6 separate regions of the Mus musculus genome follow, and all the other regions are linked to region 1. A link is a loop called in an ENCODE intact Hi-C map of the cell type or tissue named here. Cell type or tissue: left cerebral cortex. All regions are shown on one strand. Each heading gives the region's core, and the rest is flanking DNA. Links, peaks and the distances in the headings are about the cores only.

Region 1 (5,203 bases), core at 487-4,486:
AAGGAGACATCACTAGACTCTGTTTGTACAACACAGGAGTAGCCATGGGGGGAGGAGGGGTATCAATATCACGTGATGCTGCTGGAGCATAACAATCAGAGCCAGCCATTTTCATTTCTGTTGACAAAACAAGAAAATGTTAATGTTTCCATTCGGTCCCTGAATCTACAGGAGAAAAGTCTTTGTAAATCAATGTTCTTATTTTCATTTACACTGCAGGTCACATCTGTGCACACAGCTAGTCCATGGCTATGTGTCAATCTATGAGTAAGTGTCTGTGTCTAGCTTTCAAAGAACACGATAACACTTAATACATTCATACACACACAAAAAAACGTAAATGTAACGGGGGATGGGTAAAAAGTCTAAAGGCTGCCAGGAAAGGGAAAAATTGTTCTCCACTTAAAAGATGTGCCAATGACCTGGGTGTGGTGACACATACCTGTAATCCCAGCACTTGGAAAACTGAGGCAGGAAGATCACAAGTTCACAGCCACCTAGGGCTACAAGGCAAAAAAGACCCTATGTCAAAAAAGGAAGCAAAACAAAACAAAAATTAAACAGCATTTAATAAGTTCAATGTAGGTTGCTGGAGACATGGCTCAGAGGTTAATGACACCTGCAAAGGACCTCTTGCAGAGCACCCTGGCATCCATGTGCTAGAACGCAACCATCCATAACTCCAGTTCCAGGGACTCTGTTGCCCTCACAAAGACATACAGACAGGCAAAACACCAATGGACATAAGGTAAGAATAAATTAATTTTTAAAAAGAGGCTCAAAACAAAAGAAACAAAGCTAGAATTTACCATCCAGTGAAGACCAAACATAAATGACAATCTCTCTGAAAATCAAGGGATCATCATGTGCGAGTGTGAACGTGGGGGAGGCCCCATGCACTTTTCAGATTTCCATTTTCCTGATATTTAATTTTCTCCTTTCTAGGAGCACAGAAATTCATTTTATAAAGCAAATCCCCGTTGATATGACTTTAATAAGCCTTGGGAATCCCTTTCTTACTAACACTCCCTACAGAAGACAGATCCCCCTTCTCAAAAGGAGTCCTGCCAGTGGGTGTACCCACCACAAACACCAACCAGTTTGTCACAGTGTCTGGAAGCTGACACTTCCATCATGCATTTGCCCTTCCTTTGAGTCAGGCCGGGGCATCTGAGGGGACCTACTGATGGCGCCCCGGGCAGCGGGGCCAAGGCCGGAGCTGTAGTACGATCCATTCATAACTGTGTCCTTCACTTGTGGAACATGGTGGCTCCCCAAGGACTGGCCAGGGAGAGGGACAGATGGGGCTTTTTCACAGGTGAGAGGTGGGTTTCAGGTTCCTTACTTCTAAGTCTGGAGGCTGCAGAATCCAGAGTGACTTCATAATATCTTTCTGAAACGTAGATGTTTGACATGTTGCCTGGCTGGAAGTAAGCGAATACTCCTACTCAGCTCTCATAGTTATCCTGGTCCCCCCATCTCACTGTCCCCTTAATCTGCTACCCTCTGTCCCCACTTCCTGGACATCCTCATGAATATTTAGCAACTGTTAGAAACTGGGACAACAGCCTGGGGTGGGCCAGTCATAACTCAGTGTAGTCCCCTCTGTCTCTTCCTACTATGTGGACAGGACAGGACAGGACAGGTGTGCGTGTGTGTGTGTGTGTGTGTGTGTGAGAGAGAGAGAGAGAGAGAGAGAGAGAGAGAGAGAGAGAGATCAGCATTCTTATTCATGTTTGTACACATGGAGGTCAGAGGTCAACATGAGGTAGCTGTCATTCTCTACCCACGATCCCCCCTTCTCCCCGAGACAGGGTTTGCCATCAGATCTAGATCATGCCATGTCAGCTAGACTGGCTTGTCAGTGTTTTCTGGAATCCTCCATCTCTGTCCCCATTCCTAGGGTACAGAGAAGGCTGCCATGCCTAGTTTTTATATGGGTGTTAGGGATCTGAACTTGGGTCTTTGAGCTTGTTCCGCAAGCACTTACACACTGAGCCATCTCGCCAGCTCCAGCAGATGCTATTTCTATTTTAAGCATGTTGAGTGAGCCTCCAGCCTTTTCTTCCAAGGACACTTGGGGAGGGGGAGGGGGAGGGGGCGTATTTTATCTCTTTGAAACAGGATTTCTCACTGAACCTGGAGCTTGCTAATTTGGTTAGACCAGCGGCCATCAAGACCCAGGTTTGCTCCTGTCTCTTGTTCACTGGTGTAGGGATGACAGAAGTGGTCCTCAACCTGTGGGTTGTGACCTCTTTGGGGATCCCAGGGGTCGCCTAAGACCATCTACATATCCGATATTTACATTACAATTCATAACATGTCATCACTACACTAAAAACAAAATGAGCCATGATTCTTTCAAAACAGCCAATTGCCCTGATGGAGCCGTAGTATTTGTCTCATCCTCTTTTGACGTATCATCCACACACTTTTCTTTATGACGGCCAGCGTGGGCGTGCCTCCCTCTGGGTCCCCAGGGATGTGTGTCCCTCTCTTCTCCCATCTCACCCACGTCCACTTGCTCACACCATGGCTGAACTGGGGAGCCGAGGAGAGCGATGAGCCAGTGTGCTTTCGTGCACCTCTTGTGCCTGGCTCAGGGCTCACAGCCTGGGTAAAGGAATGAATGGTTCCCCAAGCTGAATGAGAAGCTCTGTTCCCCACAAGCCTCTCCTCTACAACACCAGTGACGTCCCGTTGCCATGATCTGTTAGAAGTGTGGCTCCCCTTGTCACTCTGGATCTCTGGCACCACGCCCAGCAGCTGTCTAAGGTGTTCACGGTGAGAGCCCTGGTAGAAGGTGCTCAGAACACACTCCCAGCAAGACTCTGGGCTCACAGGTTTCCTCCCTGGCCTTCATTTTTCCTCCCCTGTATCATGAAGAAGTCAGATACAATGATTTCTATGGTCCCTTTCAGGAACTGGGGCGTCCCCATTTACCATCCGTTTGCTGCCCTCTGCTGGCAGCTCAGCTCAGGCCCTTTGTGTCCCGGAGATCCTGGACTTTTGTTGCCTGGCCTGGATCTAACTCAAATGAAGGGTGTGTTTCTTTTTACCTTGTGTGCTTACTTTTCCTATCCTGGGGTCACTCGAGGTTACAGGAAGGCTCTTGAGGGGCCCCATCACAGGTCACCAACAACCCCCCCCCCAGAGTGGGCCTGAGTGCCTACAAAGTCAGAACACTGGCCCATTGTGATGCTCACGGGTCACCTGAGTCAAAGTTTAGGGGCAGTGAAAGCCAGTGCAGAGAAAGAATAAATGAAGGTGTTGACTTTATAATGAAGGCATCAGTTAACCCAACCAGTGAGCTCCTCCTTTTAACAAATCCAGACAGGTTATAATCACATGAGCTTAGTTGGGAGCCAGCACCATTTATTTACCCATCAGAGAAACAGCTCCTACATCTAATTTATATATATATATATATATATATATATATATATATATATGCATAATACATACATATATACACACATACACACAATTCATGTTTTGTGTGTGTATGTGTGAGAGATGTGTGTGTGTGTGTGTGTGTGTGTGTGTGTAGAGGGAAAGGGAGAGAGAGAGTTCTATATTGTGGTATAGTCACCATGTCCCTTCCTCCCTACCTCTCTTTCTTCTTTTCTCTCACATTCTAGCATTTGTTAGGACTCCTGTGGTTGCAGATAGCAGGGTTCAAAGTGTCACTGACTTGGTCCACGAGTGGGAACCTGCCTGGAGCAGACAGGACCAAGAATTCTATGAGGCACCAGGAAATGATCTCTGCCCTTGGCCTCTGCCTCTCACTTTACATCTACTTTGTTTCTTTCTTGAACCAACTGGTATTTTGTGCTCACTAACCCACAAAGCAGAAGGCGGCCACCAACAGCTCATGATATACCCACTCTCAACTCCAGGCTCCTTTTTCTCTGTCCCAACCCAGTTTTCTACACTGGTCCCCTTGGACTAACTAGTCACGTCTTCCAGAGCTGACTACACAATTTGTAAGGCCTAAAGTGAAATGCAAACATGGGGCTCTTTACTGGAAAGGCAGGAGGACTGCTGAGCATTCGGGTGGAGCACGGCTCACTTTCCTCCAAGGTCTCTCGTTTGCCATGGTGCTGTTTCATTTCTACTCAGTCATCCTTAGTAAAGAAAAAAAATCACCTACATTTTCAATTATTTCCTTGAATTTTTCCACCCATCTTTATATCATACAAAGCCAGTTTCCAAAGTTGCGTGCAGAGCCACAGAAGTAGTGCAATTCATGTTTTGTGAAGTCAACAGCCAGAGGACACAAACAAACCAAACTGCTGAAGATGGAAAGCAAAAGAGGAAGTATCCCCAGAACCCCCAAACTTCTTCAGACCTGGGCTGAGAAAGCGCAGACCTTCACGGGTGCCCTGAACCCCAGTCCCAAGCCTGACTGCAGGTGGGGTCTGGGAAAGTCAGTCCAGCTGTCTCCCCTTCCCACAGTCCCCACAGCAGAGCACTACTTCCAGGAGTCTTGGATCTGTGCACCCTCTGGCCAGTCCCACCACATACCCATGTTCTTCCAGCTGGAAGCTAAGATGACCACATGGTCACCCCAAGATGCTGCAATATAAGTGAGCCCCATTCACATTTTCTCATATCTGTGTCAAGGGTCAGGACAGAGAAAGCAACTGAGAACTCCTCTAGGGAGGTAACAGGGGGAGGGGCAGGGAGCAGCCATCCAAGCCCCAGAAGAAGTACCCAAGCTCTTTCCCACTTCACCCCAGAACGCACATCTAACAGTGAGGTTATGAGGAGTCTCAGGACAACAATCACAGAGCACCAGTCACACACACGGGGCCTAGGATGGAGATGGAAATGTGATAAGAACCCCCAAATGGAGGTGGGCAAGCGTTGGGAAAGCCAGGCAATGGCTGACATTTTATACCACAAAGTGCAAACATCTCCCTTGCCTTCCAAACTCATGAGCATTCATAGACAGGGGGTTCAACCACCTATGTGTGCTGCAACCTGGCATGACGATCCATCACTAACAGCTGTGTTGTATTGAGTGGCTGAACCATCGTAGATCAGCTCAAGTATTTCTTATAGGCTTCAAGACTCCAGGTGTCCTGGCACAGCCTCCTCTCCTGCCACTAGCATTTCTGCATTTTATAGCAGTTTCCCAGGTAACACTGTAGCTGCCTCAGGACTAGCATCAGGGACTAGCAGTGCCCCACCTGGCGGA
Region 2 (5,203 bases), core at 756-4,755, 110 kb before region 1:
GCACCTCACTAGACATCTGTGAGCAGTGAGTTACCTGGTCATAGATTGGAACTCTAAAGCCGTGAGCAAGAGAAGCCTTTCTCTTCGTAAGTTAATTACCTCGGGTGCTTTGTTACCATGTCAGAAAGCTGACTCATAGGAGATACACACTTAATTTTTTCCAGATGGTTCTACTCAGAAATTCACCCTTTTCCAAATGGCTTAAAGTATCACATTTTCACACATCATTACTCAGGAATTTTTATATCATAAGTACTTCTGACTCCTCTGTTCTATTGAACTATCTACTGGTCTGGATTCCTTACTGGGTACTCGGATTTGAATGGTTTGTGTGAAACTCCTTATATCTAGCAGCAGCTGATGTTCCAAGAGTGCCTTTGCAACTTGTGTTTCTTTCTTTGTGTATGAGAACCTGAAGCAATCAATCTCTAGGAAACTATGAGTCCTTGTGCTGGAAAACAAAAATGTCAAAGTGCTGAGCAAATATGCCTTCCAGGACGAGGGACTGACAGGGAGCTTCACAGGTCACACCACGGGACGGGCAGGTGTCGCCTACGCTTCTAATGTGGAGGGTTAGCACCATGAGTTAATTAGTTAGCATGAGTGATCTGACAGCACCTTGTCAGGAGGCAGGGAGATAGTGGAGAGCTTTGGAATTCGTATGGGAGACAGTGTGGCATTTGTGGTGGCGCTAATAAGGTTGCTTTCAGCTTGGATACCACGGTGCTGTTTCCCAGGAGTATTTATGCTTTGAAAGTTACTGACGTGTAGACTTCTGAAAAAAGAGCCCTTAAGCACTGTGTCCATTTACTAAGGTGAAGGCCGGGAGTGCCAGAGAGAGAAAGGTTAGCTCTATGTAGTCAAAGGGCGGTATCACCCACATGAGGGAGAGTTCCCGGAACTCTGCCATGGAACAAGAACATTGGATATTGAAGGGATTGGAAGGGTGTGACCTGCTAGACTGTGCTGATGTGGATGATGGTTTTCAAACAAACAGATACACACACACACACACACACACACACAGACACATACACACACAGAGACACATACACAGGCACACTCATACACAAATACACAGACACACATGGTGCAAGACATCCAAATACATTGGATTTGAAAACATGAGTCTGTATGGGGTGTGAGGTAAGTGGAGTCTATGGCTCATAGAGATGTAAGTCTTTACACAGCAGTCTAGCTGCTGGGGCCCAGAGACCAGCCTCACTGTTAGACTATCCTGAGCTCTGCTGAATTGTGCTGAAGAGCAGGCCAACTGAGCTTGGAACAAAGAGAGCGAGACCTGGTGGCCTTGAGGCCATAGTCATGGAGTGTTGTTTTATAAAGTACACTTTAATATTCTCATGGGTCACAAATGCTAGGCCTGGTCACAATGTTTAAGTTCCTGGAAATTTATAACTGTTATTGCATACATGCTGGCTATTTTTATGTTAACTTAACACAAGCTAGTGTTACCCAAGAAGAGGGAGCCACAACTGAGACAATGCCTATAAGACTGGCCTGTAGGCAAACCTATGGAGTATTGTCTGAACTAATGATTGGTGTGGGAGGACCCATCCCACAGGGAGCGGTATCACGGCTGGGCAGCTGGTCCTTGGGTGTATATAAAACACATCAAGCTAGCCATATCGAACAAGCCAGTAAGTAGCACTCCTCTATGGCCTCTGCATCAGCTCCTGGCTCCAGACTCCTCCCTGTTTGAGTTCCTGCCCTGCCTCCCCTCTGTGATGGACTCTGATCTGGAAGTATAAGCTGAAATAAACCTTTTCCTGCTCAGGTTGCCTTGTGTTTCATCCTATCACTAGAAATCCTAATTAAGACAGAATGTTAAGGGAACATTATTTATCAAGGGCCTACCCTGACAACAGGCAGATGTAGGAAACGGTAGAGAACAGGAGAGTAGTGGCTAACAAGACAACCGTCTCCCAGCCAAGTGCAGGGCTTGATAAGTAGACAATTATCCTCAGGTACATTTGTTAGAGCCATGCTTTCGTGACTTCTGAACTGATTCCCCGCTTACCCTCTAGGGTCATAGCCTCTGGACACCCCTGGTGGGGCATCTCCCCAAACTTCCATTCTTCTTATGGGGCAGAGCATCTTGTCTCCTGGTCTCCATCCACGGGTGTCTCTGGAGCTGGCTTAGATCCCTGTGTTTCCGACTCTCTCACCACATGTATCTCCTGCCACGTGTTACTCCCCTGTCCTCTTCCTGTAACAAAGTAGAAGTAAGTGATGGATGCTGCAGATATTTTTTTAGTATAAATATTTGGTTAGCATACAAAATAATGAATTTTATTATGACATTTTCATGTAGGTGTATAATTGTACCTTGTACATACTTGACTCTCACCCTCCTACCCACTTCCCCCTCTTCTCAGTATTTCTCTTCTTCCCTTCATAGTTCTCTCTCTCCCTCTCTCTGTCTCTCTCTGTCTCTCTGTTGCTCTCTGTCTCTTTGTCACGCACACACACATCCCTAGATGCTGCAGATATGTGTGATACATCTGCCTCCCTCCCACAGCAACTACCCTGTCTTGTTCCTTTTCTCTCATCATAGCCCTCCCAATATTTAAATTTAAGTCTAAATTCAATAAATGAGAGGTTTGAAATACTTGTCTTTCTGAGTCTGGCCTATTTTGCTTAACATGATGATCTCCAGCTCTATCAGATTCATAGCATCATTATGGCTTAGCAAACTCCAGTGTGTGTGTGTGTGTGTGTGTGTGTGTGTGTGTGTGTGTGTATGAGAGAGAGAGAGAGAGAGAGAGAGAGAGAGAGAGAGTGAGTATATATGTGTGTGTGTGTAACATTACATTTTATTTATCCGTTCAGCTCTTGCTGGGCATCTATGCTGGTTCCATGTAGCAATAGCCATAAAACATGATGTGTTTTTTTGACAACTACTGTATTTTGTGACTCATACTCAAAAGGAACAGAAGTGTATCGATTCAGCCTCCGAAGCGCTCAACAGAATGTGGCAGAAGAGGAGGGTGAGGAAAATCTCCCGTTCCACTCTCTCTAGCCGTCACTGGTTAGCTTAATGGATTATGGCCAACCATTCACTTCCCCTCTGTTTGCTTAGAGGTAAATGGGAGATTTGAACTGGATCAGTGACCTTGACACTCTGTTTAATGATGAACCTCAGTAAACAGATGATTGACCACACTGTGATCTAGGACTGTGCATGGGCGCACAAGAGCTCACACAAAGAGAGAGCTCCCACTCACACACGCAGGAAACGGAAGTTTTGTAAAACGACTGCCTTATTCTCTCCAAGAGTCACTGAGACTAGGTCTGGAGAAGGAAGGCAAATGCAAGCTGCTCAGGTCTCAGTAAACAACTTTGTAATCACTGTACTAGTCTGCTTAAGGCTGCTGTGATCAATACCAGAATGGAAGCAACTTGGGGAGCAAAGGGTTTATTTCTGTTTATAGTTTCCAGTACGTCGTAAATGGAAGTCAGAGCAGGAACTCAAGGCAGGAACACGGAGCCAGACTATACAGGAACGCTGCTTACTGCCTTGCTCAAACTGCATTCTGGTACTACCCAGAACCTCTTGCCCAGCAGTGGCTCCGCCATAGTGGACTCCACCCTCTCACATCAGTGTTAAGAAAATGTTCCACAGATATTACCTACTGGCACTCTGATGGAGGCAATCCCACAACTAAGTTTCCCTCTTAGTTGACTCTAGCTAAGTTGAGAAAATTTAACCAGCATAACCACTAGTGTGTCAAAAGCAAAGACCAAGTGCTATCTGATAGTCTCTTCCAGGTAGTGGGAACTATGCAACCTCCCGCAGGTGATGACCCATCTCTTCTTAGTCTATGTTAGAAGAAACATCAGAGAGAGAGAGAGAGAGAGCGAGAGAGAGAGAGAGAGAGAGAGAGAGAGAGAGAGAGAGAGAGAGAGAGAGCTTAGATAAAGTCAGCAAGAGTCCACTGTGGATAGCTGCAGCAGATCCCAGTGGCAGAGCTGGACTTCTGGAGACAGGGCTCACACACCTGGCTCCATGCCCAGTGTTAGCACCTCCTGCCTGAGAGCATCATTCTTCTTCATCTTCAAAAGCCCACATTCAGCTATTACTGAAATTACTTTCAGCCCTACCTGAATCTAGCTAAGACACTCACAGAAATAATGTATTAATTGGCAATTTACGACATCTAAGCTATTTTGCGTTAGATAGAGGTATCTAAGGAATTTGTGTGGCTTTCCTGCCTCAGAGTGTAGCTAAAATCCCAAGGAAACGGGGCAGAAAAGAGAGTGACCTAGAAACTGTCCCCTTTCGGTGGGGGGTGGATTAGGGACAGAGAGCAGATGGGGCTGTGGATAATGAAATCACTCCAGCTGATGGGGAGTGTGCAGGGTTCCACGTGTGCGCGCCCTTTTGACATGACAGTATGTCGAATGTGCCCAGTTTTGTTCCTAGTTGTCATAGGACACATGCAGCCTGCGGGCTACAGGCTGGACTCACGTGAAGGGTGAGAAATGGCAGCTCCCTGTTTTAGCAAGCACTGGCCAAGGTGGAATGGGCAGGAGAAGGCTGCCCCTAGAGAGGGAGGTCACCTGATAGTAGTCACGTGACCAGCCAAGCAGCTGCCATAGAAGTCTTTCTTGGACATTAGGACTCAAGTGAGAGGCCTCTGGGTCCTGAAAAGGGAGCTGGTGGGAACATAAGATAGGCTCTGAGCCCAGGGATGAGTCACACGTGCAGCCTCAGTTCTGAGAGCCAGAGCATAGCATTGCCCAAACTGAGAATCCAGCTCTGTTCCTAGTACCTCCTGTGAGGAAAATGCCCGTCCTGTCTGCAGCACACCCAGACCAGGGAAACTGCTCTCCTAATGCGATCCTGGGAAGGTGTAGCTTCCGGTCCATGGGGGGTGGGAGGGGCTAAGGTAAGGATGGAGCACCTTGGAGGGATGAGGAGCACCACAGAGCCAGGCTGACAGCTACAGATCTTCCCATTTGTCTTCCTTGATGTCTGTAGCCGGATCTACTGCAGAGAAGCGCATACGAGGCTCAAGTGGGAGGGAGGGAGTTCCTCCGCGGTGACAGTCAGAGGTAGCATCAATAACTCCTTTATCCCCACATGACAACCTGCACAGATGTATTCCCAAACAAAAGACTGGCTCACATTAGAGTTTTGTAAAAAGCTCTGTCTCTACCTAATCAGTTCAAATAAAAAAAT
Region 3 (5,203 bases), core at 597-4,596, 190 kb before region 1:
AATGGAGCTATTGTGAGTGTGGGCCTTTCAAGTTCGAACTCTGAGTGGTCACACAAGTCTGCTGGCATTATTCCGAAGCCAGCCTTTGACTGCAACCCCAAGCAGCTGAATCGTCATACTAAGGCTACCAGAAAGCACTAGCAAAGAACAATAAAAACTGTGCACATGTCCTACGCTCTTGATCATCAGTACTTTGCTCCATACAAGCCTCAAGTCACCTTAGCCTTAGCCTTAGCCATAGACTGTTCTCTACGGAAGAAAGGAAGAAAGAAATGAAGGAGCACAAAACATAAAATATGAAGTATGTAAGCAGCTATAACTTACATAAAGCCCCCAGTTTTCTTTGGTGAGAAATTCATGTTTAATTGCCTAGTGAGGCAGCCCCTGACATGTGGCTGGGTAGGAGCCTCTCCTCTGAGAAGAACCAGTAAGGAACTTTTGGGGACTCCTTACCCAGCCTGCCACCTTGTACAGGAATGGGTCCTTGCTAAGGTCCTTGCTGTTCATTCTCAGGGATGCCTTCCAGGACACAGCTGCAGCCCCTGAAAGTCTGCCTCCCAGGTTGTTTGTACATTTATAACGTAGCACAAAAGTGCTGCTATGGAAGAGACAGTCTCTACTTGAAACCAGCAGAAGCTTGATGGGAATAAAGACTCCAGAAAGGTCACAGAGGAAGAAAAAAAGGTTCTTTCTTCTGTGGCTATGGGGGTTTATTGTTGCTGGTTCCCAAACTAGAAAAGGAATAGCAGGAGATTAATAATTGAAATTGAAGTGTTCCTATTGCTGGTTTTCTAAACTATTTGAGGGTTATGCTTTCCCTAGAGTCATCATGCCTGTAAACAACTAGGAAGACAGAGAGATTTAACACATACTGAGAAAATGCCTACTCCAGGCAGGAACTCTACTAAATAGACTCGGTTCTAACTGTATCCTCACACAATCCAATAGAGGCTAAAAGTTCTGAAAAGTAAAGGCATAAACTCATTCAACCCCCACTTTCCCTGATTTGAGTGTCCTGCCATCCTGACTAGTTTCAAAGATAAAACTAATGAGTTTGATTCACTATTCAGGTGTAGCAATAAGGTAAACAATGGTTATGCTTTGTTATTCACAAATGTGCGACAAAAACACAGGCAAAGATACAACAGACTACTCGTTGCAAACCTCTTTTCAGGGAAGATGATTCCTAATCTTATTGCTCCGTTTGCATCTTGGTGGCCAGGTGTCTTCGGGTCCATCTGATGAGGGACTTCAGCATGCCAGTGTTTACAAGTCTGAATGTGAAAGGTTCTTTGGTTTCCTCCACACTGATCAACAAGCCACGTCTCAGGCAAGTGAGGCATAGTTAACTTGGAATTTAGGTCTCTCTAGTTGGGAATCCAGAGTTACAGACCCCTGTGACTGACTTTTGCACTACATGCTGAAAAAGCCTTGGTAAGCAAGTTGATGGAGAAATATAATCACAAGGCAAATGTTTAACCTTCTAAGAAAATATCCCCCTTTATTACAAGAAGTTTAACTTGATCAGTATCAAGCCACTGAAAACTAATGTGATATTTATAAGCCGACTCTTAAAGACAGTACTGGAAGACTGTTACACTTTGCCACTTATTAATCCCTATTATCAAATATGCTTTGTTTCAAAAACAGCACACCTGTCTAGATTTCTACATTCCAGCCTTCACTCGGAATCTGAGTCACACTCCATTTGAGAAATTCCAGCTAGAAAGTCTCATGTGTAATTAGACCTCTGAGAAGAATCATGTGGAACTATTAGGAGGAGAAATCCCTCTTTTGGAGAAGTCTATTAAAAAAAAAAGTCCTGTTCATTTATGACCACACACACACACCCCACAGTCCCTGGGTTCTGGTGGAAATATGATAAAAGTCAGGTTCACTGAGTCCACAGATTGTCACTGGGGGTCAAGGGAGAGGTCAGTGTAGTGTTGGCCATACTCTGCACTGTGAGTGAGCATGGGCACTGGAAGCATAGGCCTTGACTACGGAGGTCATTTCTCTGTCTCATAGCATGCCTAACAGTCTCTCTCAAAAAGACCAGACAGGCCTGAGCTCTGGGCTGAGTAACTCTGGGTTGGTGGGGAAGAAGTGCTGAGCAAGAGGAGGAAAAGAATTCTAGAGATGTAAGAGATGCTCCCAAAGAAGAAAAAAAGCTACAAACAAAAGAACAATTAAGAGAACCCACAGACAAGGCCCAAGGAAACCCAGGATGGAAAGGAGGTGACAAATTAGGTTGCCTGGGATAGAGGAGGGCTGGAAAGTAAAACTCCAAGCAGAGAGAGACCTCTGAACCCCACAGTCCCACAGTGTAACACTTTACACACCTGTAATTGCTTTTCCGACACAATCACTAAAAGAACAATGTCCTAGGACCAACTGTGCTGGGTCTTACTTAGCCCCGGGGGCTAGCCTACATTCCTCATGGATTTCAAATGAAATCAACATAATCAATGAAGTTCCCAGGGTGGCTTTGTTCAAGGTTGACAAAATACATCCCGACCCACCTCCCCAGCTTCCTGGAAGAGGAATTTTTATTCCTCTATTACAGTTGTGAATTCAATGCCAAGTTCTTTCTAAAATGCTCACCCGGAGTGTCCAGCAGAGGGAGTCTCAAGGAGGTACTTAATAAAGAGAAAACTGTTTCATTTTAACACTCTAGACAGTGGGAGCTTTGACTGCAGCCCCCCTCCCCTAGACACAGATGAACAATGAATGCCCGACATGGGTTCTCCTACATGTTCACGTCCCCACTGGCATGTTTCTAGTCTACGTGGTGGAGTGATCCGAAATTTTGTTTTGTTGTGTGGAACGGTTAAATAGACCTTGTGTTCTTCGGAATCAAAGAGGAAAGCCCCTGGAATAACATTTCTCTGTTGCTTTCTAAACAGCCCCTTTGTTTCTAAGAGACTCTGGAAAAAATATTTACAGTCCATAGGTTATTTACAGCCTTGTTATTCAGAGCCTGAATGGTAAGAGAGTCCATGCAGAAACCTAATTCATTTAGAGCCCTGGTACTAATAACAGATTTTCTTTTCAGATAAGTTTTTTTTTTTTTTTTAAATCAGCCTCTCCTAACAGAGATAAAACTATTAATGAGATCCCTGTTTCACTCGGCCCAACAGTTCCCTGGGTTTATAGGATTACAATCTCCCCTAGCCCCTCCTCTTGGTTCCTGGCAAACCCGTTTCCCTCTCATTTGCGATTTCATACACAGAATATCTGAACAAAACCGAAAGAAAGCCAGATGGACCCACGCTAAAAGTATGTAAAGGGCTGCTATTTCAATGATTTCACGAGAGAAACATTTTCACGACGAAATAACTGAAAAAATCTGGCACACTTTGGTTGAAAAATACCCGGTACTACAAGCACACAAAACCCCATAGAAGAGTAAAAACTTAGTTGATTCCGGCTTGATTTTCTCGCTGCAAGCTGACGGAACTGACTGAAGAGAACCGAAAGAGTGCGCGAGGCAGCTGTATCGCCTTACCTTTTCTTTCTTCTAAAGACAGTCAAATGGGAAAAAAATCAGCCAACGCCAGGTGAAGGTGCACAGCACCGATCTACCCAGGCCGAGCCAGAAAACCTTCTTTCGCACCCCCTTCCCCGCCCCCCCCAAAAAGCCAAACTACATTCTCCCTTCCACACGCCAACTGCGGGGAGATTTTGAGCCTATTTCATTGTTCTGCCTGGGTCTGAAATGGACTTTTCATCTCAACCCTCTCTCATCGCTTGGCCCCTTTCAATCGGATTCCACAGCCACCACCACCACCACCACCCCCCAAAAATCGGAGGCTCGGGAAGAATAAAGGAGTGTGGGGTGGGAGTGGAGATGTTTGGAAAAGGGAGCAGAGAGGACGGACAAGTAGAAAGGAGATCGTTTAAAGGTAATGGGGGAGGACCGCATCACCTTCATTTATCACAAATAAACAGAAAGCAGTCACGGATCCGTCTTTTCCCACACGCCGCCCCCATTTCTTTTCTTTGGGCAGCAGCCCACCGGCACACACCCCCCAGCCGCCTTCTCTGCCCTGGAAATAAGATCCTGCTCCAGGCCGGCTCCGGTCCCGTCTGGACCCAGGATGGGGGCACCGGGGAAGGTCGCGAGCCCCCAGGACCAGGGCCCGGGGCTGCGGCCGGGGGCTGCCGGGCGAGGGGCCGCGGGCAGAACAAAGCTACGGGGGCCGCGGCTGGCCGAGCGAGCGGGGGGATCGCGGGCCGGGTGCCCCTTACCTTCGTACACGGGGGCCATCGGGGCCGGGGTGTCCGCGGTTCATGGCAACGGAGAAGGGAACGCGGCGCGCGAGCTCGGCCCCCTCAGCCTCAGTGGGAATCTGCCATCTTGAGCCTGTGTCTCCGCTCTCGGCGCAGCCCAGGCCGCCAGCGCCCGCATCACCGCCTCACTTGGCCGGCGCCGGGGGAGGGGGCCGGGCGGGCGCGTCGCCGCCGCCGCCGCCGCCGCCGTAGCCGCGGCCCGGGCCCTGCGCGGGGGGCTCGGCCGGCCCGGGGCGGCTAAGGCGCCGAGGCCAAGGGCCGGGCGGGTCCGCGAGGGCGGGAGCCGGGGCGGGCTGCGGCGGCCAGGGCCCGGGCCGGAGCTCAGCTCCGCATGGCTGTGAGGCGGGGGCGCCGGCAAAAGTTGCCCGTGAGGAGCAGGGGGAGGGGGCGGGGGCGGGGCGGCGCGGCCGGGCGCGAGCGGGCGGGCGGGCAAGCGCGAGCGAACGAGCCGGGAAGAGCCCCAGGGAGTCCGCGCGCAATCGAGCGCCGATGGCACGGATGCGAGGCGGGGAGGGCCGAGCCGAAGGGCAGAGCGGGGCGTCGGCGGGGGCCGAGCGCGGCCCGAGGGGAGCCGAGCGGCCGTGCGAGCGGGGCTGGGCGAGAGCGCGGTGCGCTGGCCCGCAGCCGCCGACCGGAGCTCCGCGGTGGAGGCGGCCACAACTTTGTGTGTGCGTGCTTGGGAGTGCGCGCGTGGGTGTGCGCGCGCCGGCCGACCGGGCCGGGGAGCGCGAGCGGCTGCTGCCGACAGCAGTCCCGCTGCCGGGCAAAGTGTCTTCACCCCAGCGCGTGCGGGCTCCGTTCTAGCCGACACGCGGGGGAAATGACTGGAGGGAGTGGGCGCGTAGTCCTCCCGGGAGAATGTCGGGGGAGCTCCCTGAACTGCTCGGGGAAAACGCAACGTCAGGATGGA
Region 4 (5,203 bases), core at 841-4,840, 160 kb before region 1:
GTTTCTTCCTTTCTGTTGGCTGTGTATTGCTTCTATCCTTGTCTGTTCGTTTCCCTTCAACTCAGTGGTTCTTTGGGATAGGACATAGGATTCAGTGCTACCTTTGCCAGCACCTCTGTGCTTCCTGTCTGGCCTGGAGGAAGCTCCATTCAGACAACATCAGCCTCTCATTGCTGGAAATCCTCCATCTGCCTGCCTAGCATTTTGAGAAGCCATATCCAGACTTCTGCTTGTGTCTTGTTCACTCGGCCACAGCCTGGGCTATTGGTCTGTTCTTCATGAAGATTGAAGTTTGGAGTGCATGGCTCTGTCCCTCTGTCCCTTCCTTTCTTCCTCCCTCACGGTTGTTAGGGAGATGACCAGTGTGGGTGACTGGGTTCTGACTCCTCTCCCTGCCAGTTTCTAGCCTTGTCTTCAAGGGTCACTGGGCTGGGCTGGTAACAGCCTGGCAGAGTGTTCTCTCATCCCAGCTGTGCCTGAATCAGGAGACGGCCGGCCGTTGCCATCAGAGGAAAGAGCGAGTGTGGAGTCCTAGTACAAGATGGCACAGAGAGCTCAGCAGAGCTCCAGTGAGAGTCCTGGCATCTCACTGACTTAGGGCCCTGGAGAGACATGACACAGATGCCAAAGCTAAGCAACCCAGGGACCGCCGCTTTCTGAGGAGGGGGAGGATTTCAAGCAGAGAGCCAGCAACCTGGTGTCAGGGATGCTCGATGAGAGTGGGCAGCTACCTCGGTGCCCAGATCGTCTGTGTTGTCCCCGGGCATTTACCAAGACTGCCATTGTCACCCAGTTGTTCCATCCTGTGATTTCCATTTCCGGCTGATGTCCTGGTCCCCCAGGTGCCCCCCAGCTCTGTCCTTCAGCCTGCCACCCAGTGGATACTCCATGTGTCTTGGGTGATGGCATTAGGTCCTTCAACCCTAGATATAGTCCAAGTTCTGCCTCAAATCCTCATTGCACTACTATTCTATAAGATTCTCGCTGTAAGAGAATCAATCACAGGGAGAGAGTGTGTGTGAGCAGAGAGAGTGCTTGACTGATTTTGCAAAGCATCCCTACGAGGCTCCCAGACCTTACCTTGGCAGTTTTCCTATTTCTTGGTAGCCTGACCAAGCAGATAGAATAATGTGGTCCATTCCATGGGGGGAAGGCTGCATCTTCTGACATGACTTATTCTAACCGACAGCTTATTTCAATGAGCAAATGTAGTTAACACACCCCAAACTGATTTTGTTGGTAAACATCACCCAACTGTTTTCTTATTAATTTACCTTGGCAACACCTCTCCATCATGCAATTATGTGGGATTTTAGACCCATATTTACACCCATCCCACACACACCTTATGCTACCTCATCTTCTACTACTGTGTGGAGGGAAAGGACACTCTCTTAGGTTTCTGCAGGACTTCGTATAATGTTATTGGGAGATGTCAAAGACACTTGATCCCAGGAGTGTGGTGGCAATAAAAGTTAGGGGCTGCCCAGGGCTTGGGGAGAGGCCACCTGGAGGAGAGGTGTCCTTTGGAATCTGAGGGGAGGAGAAGAGTCTCTAGGCCAGGTGTTTTCTGGATTTCCATTCAGTTGCTGTAAGACTAGACTTTGGAATTTTAAAATGCCTCCCCTTGAACTATAAGTACTGGGAGACAGGAAGGGCTGAGAAACTCGGGCGTCCTCACCAGGAGCCCAGATCAGCAGCAGCAGCCCCTGGGAAGTTGTTAAAATGCAAATTCTCAGGTCTCAGCCTAGACCCACTGAGTCTGAAGCTCTGCTGAATGGCCCAGATATTATTGTGCAGGGGAGTCCCGTGAGATCAAGTTGAAGGACCAGTGCACTAGAGACTAGGAGCTTCAGATACTCCCCTTAAAAATAACTGTCCTCGGGGTCGAGGAGATGACTCAGTGGGCAGAGCGCTTGCTGAACAAGCCCAACAACCTGAGTTTGAAGCCTCAGAACTTGGGTAAAACTGGACCCAGTTGTGCGTACACCCAGAATCCCCACACTTCTGTGGAAGATGGGAGATAGAACCGGGAGAACCCTGGGAGGTTGAACCCTGTCTCAACAAACAAGCATCTACACCCAGGGTTGTCCCGGAACCTCCATGAGCTTGCTGGCTAACACACTGACACATATGAACGTGTGCTGTGCACACAGAGCCATGTCGGACCCCTCTGCCCACCAAACAGAAAAGCGAATGGCCTTCATCTTCTCCATGTCCCTCAGAAGTCTCATCCTTGGTTCTTGCTTGTAGCCCCAGAGCCTTGAGGTCTTCCCCTCAGGGCAGTGCGTCCTCAGGTAGGGTGGGGCTTAACTCCACAGCCTTCGGCTGGGAGCAGAGTAGGCCGGACAGTTTTTCAGTGGATAAGAAGTTACAAGTCCCATGGAGCCTAGGAAGGGCCATCTTTTCCTACTGTGACAAGTAGTTCTGTGTTCTTGTCATGTACAGTGTTCTCTTCTATCCAACAGCCCAGGCTTCTCCCGGGGCACACTGTTTTGGTCTTCAGCCTCTCCAGTTCTATTTGAGGAACATTCCAGAGCATGCCCAAGATGGCTGTCATACATTGTCTCCCTTGTGTGGCCTCAGCCCTGTTTATGAAACTACAGCTGTGTGGGTCTCCTGTCTGTGAGTCTCTCTCTACAGCCCCTAGGTATTTAGTATGTGTCCTCCCTCCTATTCTACCTTCTTTCACACATGTGCTTGAACACATGCATACCTGCCTGCTCACACATGCACACACACATGCAGGCCTGCAAGAATCTTAACCACAAGTCTGGCACCTTCAGGATAAAGTCCAGGCTTCTTAGCCTGGTATCTAGAGGCCTCCATCTGCTGGCACCGCCCCGAGTCTAGCCTTATCTCTCATTAGCTTTCTTTGTGAACCCTGCCTCCAGTCAGAAGGGTCTACTTGGGAACCCTTGATAAGATAAGCAAGCAGAACTAGAGACAGTGAGTCCAGACAGCCATGGGCAGCTTCTAGTGCTTGAGTTAAGTAGTGCAACCTAGAGAATGTTCTGTGGAGAGAGGTCTAGTGGCTCCACAACACCATGGTACTGTCTTTCCTTCTGGAAGTTCACCATCATAGCTTTCTTGGACACCTAGTTTTGAGTAGTCACTTGATGGCTATTGTCTAGAAAATGTTCCCGCTGGTTGGGTAATGGGAACACACTGCAATTTGCTGGAGTGCTACCACCTACCCTCATAACCCAAAGAGCACTACTGCCACCTGGTGGCAGCTACCTAAAACACAGGCAAGAGTTCATTTCATTTATTCCTTCACTCATTCAGCATTCTGTGAACTGAGAGACAAGCAGGCACCTCCTGGCCACTGGAGGCACAACACTGGGCCAGATATAGTCTTCATTAGAAGCCTAACTTATGCTTGGAGTGTAAGTATATAGAGGTAACCTCGGTGGTATAGGTTTGAGGTGCTATGGTAGGGAAAAAAATGGTCAGACCCTGCTTTCTGGGATGTCCTGGGGGCCTTTCCTGAGGGGGCATCTACTCTTGAGTAATGAAGATGTTTAGGAAAGAACCTAGCCTATGAAGGAAGGGTGAGGTGTAGGTGACCCAGGGCCTGCCATAAGTTCATGAGCTAGGACTCTCTCTCTCTCTCTCTCTCTCTCTCTCTCTCTCTCTGTCTGATAGTACTGAGGATTAAGCCTAGGGCCTATGCTTGCAAGCGCTCGCTCTGTCACTGAGTTCCAGCCATGGTCATAGAGCAAATCTTTTTTTCAGTTCACAGTGTTCTCAGGGTAGAGGAAACTGAGCCTTGGTTTAGGCAGCACCAGATCCTAGAGGGTCTTTGAGTGGGCTAAGATGAATGTCACATGCAGACAGACCCAGAGTCCCTGTGAGACTGGGAGCAGGCTCCTGGGAGTTGGATAAAGCAGACCCCAGATCTCAGCTGAGCCTCTAGGTAGTTGGGAAGTTGAAGGTTGACACGCCATCCCCTTAGGAGCTAATACCTCTCCATGCCTGTCTCCTGATCTGTTGGTCCAGATGTAGCCTTGGTTACTAGCCTGTTCTAGTGCCTTGTCCCACAGAAGAGTCTCATGGGCTCCCTACCAGGGGCAGGAATGTTCTATATCCCCTAACCTAATGGTTTTTCCTCTTAGGTCTGACTCCACCTCCCAGCCTCCTCTACAGTTAGGTGTGGCCTCATATCTGAATCCAGGCCAAGGCAAAAAGTAGTAGAGATCTCTACTTCTTCCAGGCCTGACTTGCAAAGCACCACCTCCCAGAATCCCCTCCTCTTCTTTCCCATAGGCTAGTTAGCTATGGCTGATCCTGCAGGGATGTCTGAAGGTCTGTTGAGTGACAAGCTTATGGGATGAAGGGAGCCTGGATCTTCAAACACTGTGTGGGAGCTGCTCACAGGATGCCTTGCTTTGGACCATTATGTGAATGGCAACTTTATATCTATTTCCTTACAAGGATTGGCAGATCTTTGTTACAACATTATTCTTCCTAGCTTCCCCCCTAGACCCAATTCTAATCTCCATGCAATTCTTTGGGGATAGCAGGGTCCTGCTTTGCACTAATGATTTTCTTGGAGGCAGCTGCTGCCTACACTCCTGACTGATAGCCCATCTTCTGCTGTATGAGCACTGGCCCTGTGTAGATGTTATGGTGCCCTCTTCACCCTGTGGTGGGATGTTCCCGTGCTGACAACATAAGGAAGGCCACTATGGTCTTGCTGTCAAGCTCTGTAGAGTCTGAATTCTGCGTTCTAGCCATGCAGTCTCTTTCCTCAGTGCCTGGCTTGCCCAGTGACTGGGAGGTGACAAATGACTGTTCCGGGCTCTAACTTGCTGAAAGCTCTCTGACTTGCCGCAAGGCAGTCGAGCCATCTGCTGACTCTGCATGTTCGTAGGCAAAGCGTGTCTCATTGTCAACATGTGGCCACACTCAGCCATGAGACATGCCAAGAGAGAGTCTCTGACAATTTAGGACGTGCCAACAGCTCACAGGCTGAGATCGTGGGTGACATATATTGATGGAAAAATGGAGAAGTGAGGGAGGCAGGCTTGGCCATATCTGGAGAGCAACATCAAGAGCAGCCCGTGGTAGCTCTGTCTAGTAGCACTGTCTACTGCCTTCTGATGACATACCCAGTCAAAATCTAAATGATCGTGTCACTTCTGCCTCCCTGAGATGGGAAGACCTGTGTGATGTTGACACGTGGGTGTTAGATGCTCAT
Region 5 (5,203 bases), core at 808-4,807, 330 kb before region 1:
ATAGGTGGAACAACAATATGAACTAACCAGTACCCCTGGAGCTCATGTCTCTAGCTGCATATGTAGCAGAAGATGGCCTAGTGACCAGAACTGGGAAGAGAGGCCCCTTGGTATTGCAAACTTTATATGCCTCAGTACAGGGGAATGCCAGGGCCAAGAAGCGGGAGTGGGTGGGTAGGGGAGCAGGGCGGCAGCAGGGGGGGGGGGTATAGGGAACTTTCGGGATAGCATTTGAAATTTGAAATGTATATAAAGAAAATATCTAATAAAAAATGGGGGTAAAAATTCCAGTAACAGCCTCATGAGTGCAGTGTATGCATCTTGACCTGGTACCGTTTGTTTTCTATAGACCCTTAGGTACCTTCCTAGTCTAGTTGTTTTCCTAGCCTACTGTGAATATAGGCTATTCATCTCATAGGAATCCTGTGGCCCACAGAGTTATCTCTGAGCCTCTGTGCTTTGGGGTCAGCCTTGGCACCAGGGCTCCAAAGCAGAACTTTCCCAGACAGTAGAGTTGAGCTATTCCTGTGTGTTCTTGTACAGTAATCTGTGACTGTGTGGCTCAACGCCTGCCACAGTGTGCTGGGCAGTGTGGTCAGCACCCTAACTGATGCCTCCTTGGGAGAAGGACTCGTAGGGGAGGACTTGTGGTCCTCTGCTTGTCTGCCTGACTGACTTTATGTGTGTAACCTGGATCTGGATCTGTTTTCAGCTCATGTACTGCTTCTCTAGGAGTGGAACTCATGTCATGATATGAGTGCCAGTCCCCAGAGTGACCAGTAGGCATGATGACCGTTTCCCTCAGTTTCTGATCCTGCTTAGGGATCAGCTGATGAAAGTATGTATGATGGTGTGGGTGACTTTTACCCTGTCCTCTGTGGTTCTAAGAGCTGTTTTGGATAACAAAGAGAAATAAGAAGAAAAAAATAAGTTCACTGGTAACTTATGTTGCAAAGATAGGCCCAAGTGGTTCTTGGATACAGTTGTAATAGACATTTCAATTGTTGACATCTCTAAGAACAGGATGTAAGCCTAACCTATAAGTTCAGTTAAAATTCTTGGTAGAAGGATATATCCCTAAAAGAAGACACCTTGGAAATGTTAATAACGAGGCTGACCTTAAGAATTAAACCAAGAACACGCAGGAAGGACTCCCTACTCAATGTTACTAATATTTTTTGAAAGTACATAGAAATTATGATGTATTGGCCCAGCTTTCTTGAGACATAAACAATTACAGATTAGTGAGCACTTTGAAAAGTGCTAGTCTACTGGATATATGTTAAGAGCAACAAAGAACTCATTCTGTATCCTTCCACTAACATCAATCTGTAGGTGAATTTTGTTGTTTTAAACATTCAGTGTTCAGGATGAGCAAAACTCCAGGGTCCCGTGGAGTAAACACAGCACTGGGTTACTAGTGTACAAAGGGAGTTTTGTTGCACTTAGAGAGCAGAGGCTGTCTAGGAGGTACTGGCTGAGGATCTCCACAGGATTCATCTGTGAGTCAGTGTGTGTGCTTCAAGGGTACAGACCCTGACACCAGGCTGCTGCAGTCCAAACCCAAACTACCTCATATGTACTAACATAGCCTTTGTTAAGAGGATTAACCACTTTATCTCAGTGTCTTCCTCTAAAGGACAGTGACAATATGCATTCCACATGGATGCCGGGAGGACTGAATGGTGCCATGCCGAGAAAAGTCTGACCCAATGCTTCCTGCCAGAAGTGTGGCCACTTTGTAATAGTATCAGAGGAGGGGAAGCATGCCTTAGTGCTTAAGTCTAGGTTATAATCCAAATAATTTGTTTTTCTGATATATCTAATTAGGGCCTAACACTTCCAAGTTCAGATGATGGAGAGTTTTGCTCTCTGGATCTTAGTTTTGTAGGACAGCACTTCATCTTCTCAATGCTTAGGCCTACATCACACTAAGTTCACAGCCGTTTTTTTTCACTCTGGTCCTACCTAGCAACCTTGCAGTCTCAGTGTCATGGAGAAGGGAGGTGCCCTTACTTGGGACCTGCCATTGTGATTTTCAGTTTTGGTGATACTCTTTGGGACGGATGTGAGGCTATCATATCACAGGAAACATGGAGGTGGGCTGCTCTGATGTAGACCTCAGTCTGATGGCTATAAAGAGATCTATAGAAGGGCTGGTGGGGTAGGGGGAGTCAGCTGACCTCATACATGATCTGAGGAGTGCCCGTTCCTGTGTGCTGTCTTACATAGATTGGTATTGGAAGGGACAGATGGCAGATGGGAACGAAGAATTTGAGGTTAGAGCGTTAGGATTAAGAGTCTCCTAAGGACTGATGGGAAAACAAGCCTCAAGGTAATGAAGAAAGCGCCAGTGGTTGCTTTGAGAAGCTCTAGATGGAAAGGCCTTAACTTGAGGGCTAGTTGAAGGGCTGGTAAGAAAAGTCTTTGACCCTAAGCACTAAGTGTGAGCTTTTCACTGGACAGATAGCGTCAGGAACACTGATGGCCTCCAGGGGGCAGCAGATTCCAGATGGCACTCAGTCTAAGCAGAGAGAGTTAGCAGAGAGAGTTAGCAACTAGAATTCAAGCTAAGAGGGAACAGGCCAATAAAGCCCGGCGAATAAGAGCAGTGCTGAAGGCAGGGGCCAGTGACTCCTCAGTGATGGGAGAGGACCAGCCAACAAAAGTGGACAGCCAGCTGCTGCATTCACACAGTAGGTTTCCATACTTATTCCTCTGCTCTGAAGGTGTATGTCCTTATGCAGAGGTATGAACAACACAAAGGACACTGTTGTCATTACAGATTGGTATTAGGGCTGGAGAGTCTGGGAATGCTTCTTTGGGGACTTATAAGACTGGAAGATGGGAGTAACGGTTCAAGCCTCTGAGTCTAGAGGTGGGTGAATCAGGTTGTGGAGAGTCTTCATTCAGTAGCTCTTTTCTGAGTGTATTTTCTGTCTGTATTTCAGACATCGTCCTATGTTGCTGAGCCTGCCAATCTGCAGAAGGTTGAAAATCCACGTGAAGGGAAGCTCAGCTTCCTGTATCCCTTGGGAAGAGCTGCTAGGACTCCGGTGACAGACCTATGAGCTGGCTTTTCTATGACATAGAGAATGAACAGGTTTTTCCTCTCCTGAATACAGACAGCATGGACACAGGGTGCAAGGAGGGACTCCTCTAGCTCTGGTTCTACAATTTCTTAGCAGGCTTTTTTCCCCACATTTGCTCAGAGGAAAACGGGAAGAGGCACCATCTCAGTCCCAGAGTCAAAACAGAAACGTCTCCCCTTGGCTTCTTTAAAAAAAAAAAAAAAGGCTGAGGAAGCAGGCACTTTAGCTTCCAGGCCCAAAAGGACAACATGGGAAGACTGCTGGGGTTTGGAGGGGGATATCTGGGATATCTGAGTCCTGATGGTTAGCCCCACCCACCTTTCCCTGGTGCCTGCCACTCACCTGGTTGTGGACAGTGGTCAGCTGGTTGTTAAAGGTCATGGTCAAGTTGGTGGATGTGCTGGGGGCCACGTGAGTGATGAAAGGTGTTTTGCTCTGGTTCACTGTGTCATACATATTCACCCGGCGCTTGCAAATCTCCATGTTTTGGAAACAAGATTTGACACTATATATGCAAAAGGTGGAGGCAGAGACACATGGACAAGAAAGAGGGTGAGGTGGAGGAAGGAGAGAAAAGAGAAAGAAAAAGACAGAATGGTTAATCCAGTAAGCAAAACAATCAGTAAATATCCACATTAGCGTCAAATAGCCCAGCTTTCCCCAAGTGTGCTGCTGAACTGTCAGCACTGTGTGAGCAAATTTCCCATTGTCTTCTTGTCCTTTATCTGCCCTGGATGGACAGACTCCCTTATCACACACATGCTTCACTGCATCTACCCCCCTCCCACCCCCCCATTACCTTTTCTCACTGCTCATTCTAAGTGTAGTGCTTGACCAACGAGATTAACTCTCCAACCAAGGACATTAGGAGCTGCTACAACCTACTTCTGTCTTCCTTAGGGACAACATGTCTAGCCTCTCACCATTCTAGCATCCCATGTGCTACTAGCACCATCTATGGGTCAGCCAAATAATTCTCCCACCCAGGGTCATGAACTTAGGCTGACTTGTCTCACTGGAACCTGTCACGAAATGAAAACAATGAAAGTGGTTACTAATTTTTACTGAGAGCAGTGATATGTGTTTGCAGTCTCCTATTCAGTCTTGTACCATCCACAAGACAGAATTAAAATCATTGTTCCATTTTTACAAGTGAAGCCAAAGGTCTAAGACAGATAATGTGCCAGACAAATAATCACTAATTGGCAATTCACACCCCTCCTTCTCTTTTACACATTCCTAACTTCCTTATTCCTTTCTTGTCCTAATTCTTGTCTAGTTCCATGAAGTAGAATTCTCTCCTCCATTTTCTTCCTGAATCAAAACTAACCCCTAATTACACAGGCATTAAAGGAGTACAGGTCCCGGCATGAAGGCCTTTAGTGGCCTCTTGAAGGCCTTTAGTGGCATCTGCCATTCCAGCTCCTAAGCATCCACTGTGTTCTACTCACTTCATATGCTGCTCCTCATGCGCTTCTGCCTCTTCTGTTTCTATGGCCACTTTTGCTCAAGTGCTAATATTTAAGACAAAGCCTCATTTAATCTATGATTTAAAATGTCTGTTGCAATAACTGGATAAAACAAGGTAACACTTATCTATCACTGTATACTACAGGTATGCTCTATTTTGGACAAAATGGATGTTTGTAGGCTATCCCAGAATATTATTTTCATGAAAGATACATTCCAAATTTCAGAAATTGAATCTGGTCATGACCCAGAGAGTCCTACTTCTTTCTAAGTTAATGACTATTTACACTGGCCGCTCGATACACAACGCATGGTGAGTAAACTGGTAGTCCTAGAGAGAAGAGAAAACATGCTCATTGGTAAACAACAGCATGCCTGAAGGTCCTGGTGAGTACCAAGTGCATGCTGCATGCTTTTACATTGAGCTGAAGATGATAAAATGATGTGGATGCATTTTTTTTTTGGGATGCATTTAAAGCATTCAGTGATTTTATGATGGTTCAATGTATAGTTTTCAGGCTATAGAGCTTTTTTTTTTTTTTCCTCCCTACACTGGGCTAAAATTTGACTGTTGGGATAAGACAAACATTTTTACTTTGGGTTAGTTTATAAAACAATTGGCTTTTACAAATATGTACACC
Region 6 (5,203 bases), core at 709-4,708, 420 kb before region 1:
CCTCTGGTTCTGCCTGTCTCTGAAGGTTAGTGCTTCTAGAAATTGACCTCTCTGGGAAGGATGGACGCCAAGCTAAATGGCAGGGTGGAGATAGTGGATATCCCTAAGCTGTCAAGACAAAAGCTTCAGGAACCCCACCGATACCTGGGAGGGTCAACTTTGTTCTGTCTGGCTTTGTACTTGGCTGTCTCAGACTGATCTGACCTGGCACAAGGTACTCGAATATCCGAGCCCTAGCCTGTGTCAATCTTGTAACAGCCTGTTCTTGTTCCCAGCCACTACTGCTACCTCAGGACAGGCAGGTTAGCTTCCTTAGATGGGTACAATTATGGGAAGAGCCCCAAATACTGAAGAACTTGTCCAAATGACAGACTGGAAGATCTTTTTAAAACAATTAAAATTTTAATTTATATTTTGTGTTTGTATTTATATTTGTTTGCCTGAATGTTTGTATATGCACCGTGTTTTTGTGTGACAAAACCTTTTCTGGGACAAAACACATATGTCTTATTCACCCTAAATAGGGAGCCCATGACAGACTGAAAAATGGACAGCACCAAAGTCCAATTTGGTGAGCCAGGAGTTTTACTGGGGTTACTTACAGGAGCAGAAATGACTCAAAGATAGCTGCATCACCAAGGCCTACCCCAGTGTGGGTGACAGAGCTGGGAACCTGGAGCACAGTGCACACACAGCCTGCAGGCAGGCCAACAGATTGGAGACTGCCCTTCCCAAGTGGCCTGGACTAAACCCCTTCCAGGCAGCTGGGCTGCTTTCTGCTTCTCCCAGGCTGGTATTTTTTGGCAGTTTGACTTGCAACTAAATTCTGCCTCTCTGAGAAATATTCTCAGCTTTTATTGCTCACTCTGGCAGAGAAGGACCTAGTGAATCTGCTCAGTTTTAGGGACTTCCTGAAGGTGCTTGTGTTGTTTACCTTCCCGTTTAAGGAATTTCCCTGAAGGATGGAATGTTTCAATCTTAGAGGAAACTTACTCAGCACATGTGTATGCAGTGCCCCAAGAGACCAGAGAGGCATCAGGTCCCCTAGAGATAGAGCAGTGGTTTTCAGCTTGTTGACGCTATGACCCTTTAATACAGTCCCCCATGTTGTGGTGAACTCCAACCATAAAATATTTTCATTGCTACTTCATAATTGTAATTTTGCTACTGTTATGAATCCTGTTTTAGATATAGGATATTTCCAATTGTCCTAGGCAAGCCCTGTGAAAGGGTCATTCCATCCCCCAAAGGGGTCATGGCCCATAGGTTGAGAACTGCTGAACTAGAGCTAAAGTAGTAAGCCACCATGTGGGTGCTGTCAACGAAACCCTGAGCAGTAAGTGCTTTTAGTCACTGAACTGGCTCTCCAGCCCCTTAGACAGGAGGGTCTTACATAAGTATTGTGACCTCCCAGGGATACCTTCTACAGCAGTGGCACCTGAATGTAGCGGCTGGAATAGTATTTCAGTCTGGAGGCGTTCTGAGAACAAGAGAGATGAGTTTGGCTGCTGGAGATAGGCTTGAGGAACAAAGACAGAGAGAGGGGTAAAGACACATCAATACCAGCCTTCCACAGGAAAGCTGACCTTAGTCCCCAGAAGTGTCCCTAGGGGGCAGCACAGAACCTGGGTAGAGTAAGCCCTAACCAGCAAGTGTCCTGGGCCCGTTGGAGGATTTTCTACTTATGGGAAGACAGGGGCTAAGGAGCCTAGGCTGAAGCAACATTTCACATTTAAACTGTAGCAGTCAGTTTGTGCCTTTGTGAAAACTGGACAAAAAGTGCCCCACAATGTACTTTTCTGTGTGCGTGTGTGCGCGCGCACATACCCACACACCCCTCCAAACAAACAAAAACAAAAACAAAAAACCCCAAAACAATCCTCATTAGAAATTGAGCTCCTTCCTCCCGGGATAGCCCCTCACCAGCAAGCCTAACTTTGTTATCAGGTCAGGGCTGCATTCCAGATCCCCACGACCCCAGGTCCAGTACCTCTGTGCAGTGAGCAACTTGCGAAGCCATGTGAGGCAGTTTTGGCTAGGTGCTGTTCACCGCTTGCATCCAAGCGGCTTCAATTGATGTACTCACCACGTGTGGCTAAGAGTCCCATTGCCCAAGAAAGACAGCTGCAAGAAACACCGGCAAAGATCTTTCTCGGTGGATCTAAGGAGCCAGGATTCTGGTCCTGCTGTTTGGGATGGGTGCCAACGGGCTTGTATATGCTTGTCTGTATATGCTTGGGACAAGAGGGGGTGCTGGTGCGAGGTGGCTGTCGGAAGCAGATTTAGGGACCAGGAATCTTCAGACTATAACAGGCCTTGGCTCAGGGAGGATAGGAGCCCTCTGCTTTGCTAAATGTGCGCCCTCTGGGCAATTCTCAGTTGGGCAGTCACCAGGAGGACAGTCACCAGAAAGCTTCGTTGCGATATTTTCAGGCTTCGAGTTGTCAAGGAGAACAGGGCCACCAACCACGCTCCTTAGCAGGGTCTACAGCTGGCTTACCCCGCACCATAAAGCTATGTGCTTAAACCAGAAAGTTCCACCCAGATAGAGGTGCCAGTCTTCTCCAGCACATCAGATTGCAGCGGTACTCCCTTCTTGTCACTAGAGGGCGGCCGTGTGCAAAGGGAAAGCAGAGTGTTTGCTGCTAGCCTTGTGGTGCCTGGGACAAGAATCTTGTCCCAATATGGGTTCTCAAGAGAGTGAAAGCAGTGCTAGGCCATGACAGTGTCTCCCACCAGCCCCAGTAGGATTATATTTTGCATAATTAAACAGTAATTAACATTAGGTAAATTAAGTACTTTTAATAACGGGCTATAGTGGTGGTGGGTGGGCTGCTAATCTGATGGGAGGAGATGGTCGTGAGGTGTCTCCTGGGTCTAGTTCTTTCTCTCTCTTAATTTAAATATCTTTACTTTTTTGATAATTTATATATGTGTCAATAAGAGGATGACGTAATCACAGTTGTGGTAACTCCAGATTATCTTATATAAGGAATTCAGATGGTTACAGGAAGCTTCAAAGAACCCTAATTTTTTAGTTAAAAAAAAAAATCCTAACCATTTACTTTTGTAGATAGAGTCTCAGGTAGTACAGGCTATGTTGTCAAGGATGGTTTTAAGTTCACACTCCTCCTGCCCCTGTCTGGAGTGTTGGGATCACAAGTGTCCCACCATGCCCATGAAGGGCTGAGGGTCAAACTCAGTGCTTTGTGTATGCAAGGCAACCAGCCTACCAACAGGTTCACACATACAGCCCAACCATGTATTAGAGTTCTTAAAAGCATATATACTGTATATTAAATTAGAAAGAAAATTGACTTAAATAACGTATTTACCGAAAACAGCCTATCTACGTACCTGTTTTGTAATAAGAAAGCCTGTATTTATTCCCGTCGTTAAAAATACTTATCATATCAGATTTGGGTTTTTTCCTCAGCTGGTGCGGGTGAGCTTCCTGTCCCTTGCAGGTTCCTGTTACCCTCTGGGAGAGTCTAATGCATGAGGCAGCTGGTCTTGGCAGAATCGTTACTGAGAGCATCATTTTCACCCATGAGCCAATCTCTCTGCAAGAACCAGCTTCTCCGGACCTCAGATCGTCCCTCAGGAAATGCTAAACACAGCTCCCCTGCAGACTGGGCTCCAGGGTAGTTACCCTTTCTTCTCCCTCTTTTTCTCTTACTGATAATTTTAAAATTTATTTATTTTATATGTATGGGTGTTTTGCTTGTGTGTATGTTCGATGCTTGTGCAGGTCAAAAGAAGGCATCAAGATCCCCTTGAACTGCAGCTGTAGACATCTGTGAGCCACCGTGTAGGTGCTGAGAACTGAGCCTGGGTCCTCTATAAAAGCAACAAGTGTCCCAAACCCCAGAGCCATCTCCAGCCCTGTTGTTCTGTGAACAGCAGTCTTTCCCTTCTTAGAAGAGTATCTCAGTTGACCACTTTTCCTTCCTCTCCTCTCCCCTCCCCTGCTCTCTCCTGCCCTCTCCCATCCTCCCCCTCCCCCTCACACACACACACACACACACACACACACACGCGCGCGCGCGCGCGCACACACACACACTTTCTCCTGTAGCACTGGGGATTGAATTGGGGTCTATCTTACCCATGGTAGGAAAGTGCTTTACCACTGACCCTGGTCCCTTGTGTGCAGTAGCCTGGATTTTCTTTGGGGACTGTTTCTTCTCACTTTCTTCTTCTTCTTTTCCTTTTTCTTTTCTTATCTTTTTTTTCTTTTTCTTTCAGAAAATGTTTTTCTGAAACATTTTCTGAACCTGCCTTTGCCTTCCAAGTGCTGGGACTAAAGTCCTGCGCCACCACTTCCCTGCTCTTCCCACTTCCAGTCCTGTAATCTGGATGGGGATGGCCCTGACCCCAACTCCAGGGCTGGATGTGTGATCAACACTTTAGCCTTAGTCACTGTCACAGGAGATGATGTATGCTGCTTAGTTTGATGTCAATCTGACAGCAGCTAGAATCTTAGAGAAGAGGGAGTCTGAACTGAGAAACTGCCTCCATAAAACTCACCAGGAGGCAAGTCAGTAGTGCCTTTTCTTGATTAATGAGTGATGTCGGTTGGCTGAGTCCATGGTGGGTGGTTCCATCCTTAGGCTGGGTGGTCTTGAGTTGTATAAGAAAGCAGGCTGAATAACGTAGTAGACAGGATTCCTCCATGGCCTCTGCTTCAGTTCCTATCTCCAGGTTTCTGCTTTAAATTGCTGTCCTGGCTTCCCTGGATGATGAAGTGTGTCCTGACAGTTGTAAAGTGAAATAAGTTCTTCCCTCTCCAGTGTGCTTTTGGTTATGGTATTTTTCTCAGCAATAGAAACCATAAACAAGACAGGGAATGCGTGGTGTTTTCATGCTGGTGTGGGTTTGTCTGAACTTTCTCTGCTGATTCTGCCCATGGGAAGATGCCAGTTCAGTGGCTACCTTCCACTGTGCGGAGTCTGAGGACAAAGCCAACATGGAGAGGACAAAGGCAGACTATGGAGAGGTAGAGTATAGTGCTTATCTCAGCGATGGAGCTTGAGTCCGGCTGAGGGTGTCCCAACATTCAACTGTAAGAGCCAATGTGTTTCTCCTTTCCCTCACTGGTCTGGGTCTAGCAATCTGCTGCTAACCCGGGAAGTATCTGTACAGCATAAGTTAGCATAGTTGCCTGGATGAGGTTTGCACGTGGAACTAAAATACAGAACCA

The links. Hi-C counts contacts between places; a loop is a spot of excess contacts. Peaks named below come from ENCODE experiments on the same cell type or tissue, not always from the same donor. Only the 100,000 strongest peaks of a DNase experiment are listed, where the experiment ranks them.
Region 2: it touches region 1 in a loop (2.1-fold over the local background); 5 of 42 quality-filtered maps call a loop at or near these places.
Region 3: a loop joins it to region 1, with 8 times the contacts of the local background. A loop is called at or near these places in 12 of 42 quality-filtered maps.
Region 4: a loop joins it to region 1, with 4 times the contacts of the local background. A loop is called at or near these places in 15 of 42 quality-filtered maps.
Region 5: a loop joins it to region 1, with 11 times the contacts of the local background. A loop is called at or near these places in 22 of 42 quality-filtered maps.
Region 6: a loop joins it to region 1, with 4 times the contacts of the local background. A loop is called at or near these places in 16 of 42 quality-filtered maps.

Annotation. Positions count from the first base shown.
Region 1 is chr6:39,064,447-39,069,649 of GRCm38, forward strand. All of the region lies in intron 9 of Tbxas1 (thromboxane A synthase 1, platelet), which reads left to right. 1700025N23Rik (RIKEN cDNA 1700025N23 gene) reads right to left here and starts at 3,140. Exons shown (of 4, transcript NR_040523.1): 1 at 3,060-3,140; 2 at 1,346-1,420; 3 at 443-503; 4 at 1-117. In left cerebral cortex, for the core only: a CTCF peak has its summit at 2,966 (motif pointing left); DNase peaks (open chromatin) are centred at 2,099, 2,538 and 2,943.
Region 2 is chr6:38,956,548-38,961,750 of GRCm38, forward strand. All of the region lies in intron 3 of Tbxas1 (thromboxane A synthase 1, platelet), which reads left to right. Gm52859 (a long non-coding RNA gene) reads right to left here. Exons shown (of 2, transcript XR_003956281.1): 2 at 5,189-5,203. Among named protein-coding and RNA genes, the nearest start is that of Gm52859, 6.8 kb to the right of the region's middle. In left cerebral cortex, for the core only: no CTCF peak of the experiment used is centred there; DNase peaks (open chromatin) are centred at 3,036 and 4,728.
Region 3 is chr6:38,871,548-38,876,750 of GRCm38, forward strand. Hipk2 (homeodomain interacting protein kinase 2) reads right to left here and starts at 4,643. Exons shown (of 15, transcript NM_010433.2): 1 at 4,252-4,643. The coding sequence starts at 4,270. It also overlaps a transcript of Tbxas1 not described here. In left cerebral cortex, for the core only: a CTCF peak has its summit at 2,614 (motif pointing right); DNase peaks (open chromatin) are centred at 2,662, 3,402, 3,753, 4,039 and 1 more place; H3K4me3 peaks cover 2,298 bases; H3K27ac peaks cover 2,110 bases.
Region 4 is chr6:38,908,158-38,913,360 of GRCm38, forward strand. It overlaps a transcript of Tbxas1 not described here. Among named protein-coding and RNA genes, the nearest start is that of Tbxas1, 8.2 kb to the right of the region's middle. In left cerebral cortex, for the core only: a CTCF peak has its summit at 3,238 (motif pointing left); a DNase peak (open chromatin) is centred at 3,206.
Region 5 is chr6:38,733,924-38,739,126 of GRCm38, forward strand. Hipk2 (homeodomain interacting protein kinase 2) reads right to left here. Exons shown (of 15, transcript NM_010433.2): 7 at 3,435-3,597. It overlaps 4930502C15Rik (a long non-coding RNA gene), which reads left to right and starts at 3,593. Exons shown (of 4, transcript XR_003956279.1): 1 at 3,593-5,203. In left cerebral cortex, for the core only: CTCF peaks have their summits at 2,481 (motif pointing right) and 4,048; DNase peaks (open chromatin) are centred at 2,504 and 4,040; H3K27ac peaks cover 245 bases.
Region 6 is chr6:38,648,144-38,653,346 of GRCm38, forward strand. No RefSeq gene overlaps it. Among named protein-coding and RNA genes, the nearest start is that of Clec2l, 12 kb to the right of the region's middle. In left cerebral cortex, for the core only: CTCF peaks have their summits at 1,605, 1,805 and 2,610 (motif pointing right); a DNase peak (open chromatin) is centred at 2,605.